2 separate regions of the Mus musculus genome follow, and region 1 is linked to region 2. Evidence: chromatin loops called from intact Hi-C (ENCODE). Cell type or tissue: left cerebral cortex. All regions are shown on one strand. Region 1 overlaps 0610040F04Rik (RIKEN cDNA 0610040F04 gene). Region 2 overlaps 0610040F04Rik (RIKEN cDNA 0610040F04 gene).

The links. A loop is a pair of places that touch in the nucleus more often than their neighbours do. Peaks named below come from ENCODE experiments on the same cell type or tissue, not always from the same donor. Only the 100,000 strongest peaks of a DNase experiment are listed, where the experiment ranks them.
Region 1: a loop joins it to region 2, with 2.4 times the contacts of the local background. A loop is called at or near these places in 16 of 42 quality-filtered maps.

What each region holds. Positions count from the first base shown.
Region 1 is chr6:108,576,020-108,578,519 of GRCm38, forward strand. It overlaps 0610040F04Rik (RIKEN cDNA 0610040F04 gene), which reads right to left. Exons shown (of 7, transcript NR_104577.1): 6 at 2,497-2,500; 7 at 1,017-1,993. Among named protein-coding and RNA genes, the nearest start is that of Gm44040, 42 kb to the left of the region's middle. In left cerebral cortex, no CTCF peak of the experiment used is centred here; a DNase peak (open chromatin) is centred at 1,243.
Region 2 is chr6:108,657,981-108,660,480 of GRCm38, forward strand. The region is part of intron 1 of 0610040F04Rik (RIKEN cDNA 0610040F04 gene); the gene reads right to left. Among named protein-coding and RNA genes, the nearest start is that of Bhlhe40, 1.4 kb to the right of the region's middle. In left cerebral cortex, a CTCF peak has its summit at 1,358; DNase peaks (open chromatin) are centred at 1,120, 1,540 and 2,082; H3K4me3 peaks cover 2,118 bases; H3K27ac peaks cover 2,426 bases.

The DNA.
Region 1 (2,500 bases), 82 kb before region 2:
TTGCTTCCAAGCACCTGGCAGCTCACAATCATTTGTAACTCCAGGTCTAGATGATCAGCCCCGTCCTCTTTGTGACCTCTGCAGGCTTTGTCTGTGCATGCTACATATGCATACATACGGTTAGGCCCAAGGGAACACTAGACAAATGATTAACTGTGGTATCTACTAGCATAGCAAAGTGTCTGTTTGGTGTTCTAGACTCAGCACCTGTGGCTCCTCTCAGCACTTCTCCCCTAAACTTCTCAGCCCACGGGTTTTGCTCCCCTCCTATATAACTATTCTCTTTCCTCTATAATTGCCATTTTGGCCATGTGTTCTCTTCGTCCTTCTCGCCTTGTGGTTCTAGTTTGCCCTCATGGCTCCTCTCTTGGTTCTCTCTCTCTCTCTCTCTCTCTCTCTCTCTCTCTCTCTCTCTCTCTCTTTCTCCTCATGGCCGAGTTCAGTCTGGACTCTTCCAGTTGCCTTTGACTGTACTCTCCCTTATAGGTACACCACTAAAAATACTTCTCTTCAACCATACCTTGGAGTGGTCATGTCTTCATTATCATTCGCATACAGGCAAAGTATTTATACATATGAATAAGAATCTTTTAAAAAATTTTAATGCCAGGCATAACAGTACATGTCTGTATTCCCAACAAAGTGGGGGGGCAGGGGTGGTGCTCTTCCCAACTCTTGACGCAAAGCCTGGTCCTGGAAACCTGATTAGAGCCATCCAGGGAATGAAGAAAGGCGAGACCACACAGACACATGTACTGAAAAGCTGGGGTCAGGTGGGCCGATCATAATCTGATAGGGTGGCACCAACCATTCACAACAACCTAGAACCTCAGTAATTTTATTATGCACAGCAAAGGTGGTGGAGTTAGCTAGTCTCTGTAGGAGGTCTCTGTAGGGAGAAAGCCAACATTGACCCCTGGTCTTTACATGTGTGAGCACATCACATCACATACACACACACACACACACACACACACACACACATACACACACAAACTTTATGTAAATACTATGTGTGTAATAGTTATATTTTATTATTTGAGGAAGAATGACAATACATATCCACGAGTTCAGTACAGACACATCTTTCGCAGGTATCTTTCATGTGTTCTTGGTTGAATCCATGCCCTCAGAATCCTTGGATATCAAGACTACAGGCATCGTGCTTCTTTTCCCAAGTACTTTGCAATCTGGGCCGGGCTCCATGGAGACAGGTGGTCCTGCCCTCCACGCAGCATCAGCTGGGGCTGGCTCAAAGACTGGAGGGTGGAATAATTTGAAGGCTGTCTGCCTCATGTCTGGAGGTTGGGAGTTGGGGGAAAGAAAACTAAAACAGGTCGGGCTAGGATGGCAGAGCTACTGGGAGAGCTTTCCATAGGACATCTCCAGGAGCCCTGGCAATACTCAAGAGAAACCACACTAATTGCTATGACTTGCACTTGACAAATCATAAGATCTCCTTTCTGCCCTGTCATTGGTCTGTCCATATCCAAGAAAATGGAGTGCAAGCTACCGCTTAAGAAAGGAGGGCCGTCTCATACAGCTAGAACTGTGGAGGAGCGGGATTAGACCAGTCATATCTGCAATGCAAAACCCTGCGTCACCCAGGTTCCAAACTCTATGTGTGAATTTCATGCTAGGAATTCGAAACTTGATAAGAAGGGCCAGAGAGTCAGCCCAGCAGGTAAAAGTGCTTTTCCTGCCTGCACGCCTCAAAAATCCCCAACACATGATGGAAGGAGAGGCCCAATTTCCCAACACTTGTCCTCTAAAATCCATGCCCTCACTACAGCATCCATTCACATGTGTGCCTGCACACATACACTCCTGATGGGAGAGATGAGGAGGTACCTCAGTTGGCAGAGTGTCTAGGATGCACAAAGCCTTCTTTGGTCATCAGCACAACATAACCAGATGTGGTGGTGCACATCTATAATCCCCACACTTGGGAGTGTTAGCAGGAAGTTTGATGCTACTTAGATAATAGCAGGCTCTGTCTCAAAACAAACAAATAAAACGCTTGATAGGAAAACTAATTACAGGAACTTTGAGTAAAATAATAAAAGTGCAGTTTCAGCACTTGAGGATGTGAGCTCCGTTCCCTCCAAAGTGCCTTGGTTTAGGCCTCGAATTCAATCGCCCTTTCCCCTTTAAGCCAAGTTAGAACTCGAGTGCAAACTGTGAATGGTCTGTCATTACATACTACATTTCTGTAAACCCCTCTCTCCTTAAAGTGCGTGTGCGTTTACTAACATATATGTCTGTGCACTGTTTGCGTGCCTGGTCTGCATAAAGACCAGAAGAGGATACTGGGTCCCCTAGGCCTGGAGTTACAGACGTCTGTGGTGGGAATCAAACCCAGGCACTCTGAAAGAACAGCTGGGGCTTTTAACCATGAAGTCATCTTTCCAACCCCAAAATCCTCTCTTCAGAAAGACTTCAAGTCATTGGCGTGACATGTTTTTACCTTTTTACCTTTATTGGGGGAAAGGATACATGA
Region 2 (2,500 bases):
GAAAGTTACTGATTAAATGATTTTAAGGATGTTATTTTCCTGAACCATGAACCATGCAGGCAAAATTGCAGAGATTAACTCCTGGGGGGAAGGGGCCGGGGACACAAGAGAGGACATATCCTCCTTTCTCTGACAGAGGGTATTTCCTAGTGGAACTGTAGTTTTGGCGCAACCATGACAACGCTTCCCCCTTAGAGTCACAGGAAGGTGGCAGCCCTTCCTCACTCCCACCCTACCTCAAGAGTGCCAGGACACATCCAAACCTCTGGTCCTGCTGCTCACCTCCTGGCAGGAAGGTGGGAGCATTCATTCCCTCCAGGGAGATTGATTATAACCTGTCAGCCAAACTATGTCTGTCTGGGGAGGAGGGATGGATCTCTAAGCCCCAAAGTGAGGTCAGCCAGTGAACAGTTAGAAAAGCAATCATTTCTCACACTTACTAATGGGTTTGACGCTTGTGAAACATAAACAGGAAGTAGAAGCTTGAGCGACCTGAAGGAAATGCACTCCCAGTTTGATCAACATGCGAATCCCAGTCCTCCAGGTCGTCAGAACACTGACAATGACGACTGACCCACCAAACTGCGCCCAGTTCTAGCAGTGACCTCATTTTCCCCCAATTTCCCAGCCAGGTCACTCCGCAGCGGGTTGACTGACCCTAAGCACGGTAGGGAAGGTTAACAGTCATCTCTCAACTCTCCGAACTTGCAGGGCAGGGGAGCGCAGAGGTCAGTGAAATCCCCAGCCAGGCCTTATTTTAGTCATGAATTTCCACTGGCCCCTTGCTGTGTGTCAGCGCCGCTCACAGCGCCGCAGGTTCTGCGTTTCAGATGCTTTCCCAGCTCCGGGCTGTTAGAAGGTCAAAGAGACCAGATTTTTCCAATGCAGGTCGGTGGGGGTGGGGCCGGGCGGCCTCCGCGAGATTGAAGAGAGCTGGGGCCCCTGGTGCTGCCCCTTTGTGCCCCGCGCACCGGCCTGTGGGTTAACCCCTACTACCTAAACCTCTTGGTTAGTATTAAATGAAAACTTTCTCATCTTATATTCCCTGCCAGTGGCCCTGTTAGACTTTCTGCTGAAGGCGGTCTTCTGGTTGGCCTCGTTGGCTCCTTCCCAAAGGTCCTTGTAAATTCAAGGTCAAAATCCGTGTTTGCCACCTCCACTGTCTCCAGCCGCGAGCTCGACTGGGTAAAGGGCTCAGTGAACTTGTGCTGCATAAATGTGGAGATTTCACTGTGATCAACCAAGAGGATGGGGCGGGAGGAGGGACCCGGGCGGGGGGGGGGGTCCTGCTTTCTCCTCTCTCTCTCCTGTCCTGGAATAGACTGCAAACAGCGCCACCCAAGTTCCTGGTTAGCAGCGGGATCCCATGCAGATCCCTTGCAGCCCGGTGCGCGGGGGTCTAGGCTTGGAAGCCAGCGCGGAGAGGCTTGCAAGTGAGCCGAGCTCCGGCCCGCGTCCGGGCCACGTGAAGCGTCACGCCCCGCGCTGCTGCAGGGCAGGCGCCGTCGCCGCGGTTGTGTAACGCTGCAGCCGGAGGGGAGGCGACCCGGACGCCTCTGCATCGGAGGGGGCAGAGGAGGGAGGGAACGCCGGGCACTGTGCCCGGTATCTTTCTGTGCTTGACTAGCCAGGGTGGGTGGGGGCAGTGAGGCACCCTGAAAGGCGGGAGGAGATGGGTGCGCGCCAGTCGGGTGCCAGGCCACCCGCAGGCTGCGCCTGGGACCTGAGCTCCCGGGAGAGTCCGGGGTGGGGGTGGGGGGAGGGGGTCGGCACGGCTCACACGGTCCACGGTCAGGTGCGCGCGGCGTGCTCGGCGGCGGCCTCGGCTGCCCTAGCTCCTGGCCACCAGCCCGCTTCCCATGGGGTGACATCCGCCCCGCCCTCGGTCCCTCCCCAAGGCGGGCAATTCCTGGACACTGAGGCTGAGCGCTGGGGGGGGGGGGGGGGGGGGGGCTGGGAAGCCAGGACGGAAAGAAACCCCAGCCTCTGGAGAAGGCTAAGGGGGGCCGACGACTCCCTCAGCTGCGCACCGGTTCCTAGGAGCGGGCCAGGCGGGGGAGGAGGAAGAAGGCTGGGCTGGAGCGACCAAGGGGATATTCCTCTCCCGGCTTGAGTCAGACGCGGGCGGAATCCGTCCTCCCCCGTTCCCTCCCAGGAGACGGGAACTTACTTCATTTCCCTGGGGCAGGTTCGCCCACGTTACCAACTCTTCCCCCCCCCCCTCCAGCTCCCCGGTTCCTTCCAGCTTCCGTGCCCCCCACCCAGCTGGGCAGGACTCTGGCTGCGCTGCCACCCCCTCTTTCGGGGAAAGGAGGCCGCAGCCGCAGACACCTGGGGGCCCGAGGTTTGGAGGGGGGGGGGGCACTTCGCAGCCGCCAGAGCGTTGTCCAACACGTGAGGCTCATGTGATGAAGCCGGGGGAGGGCGGGCAGGTCGCTCCTTCCCTCCCCGGCAGCGGCCAGACGTGCTTGGAGTCACAGGGTAGAACACGTAGCTTCTA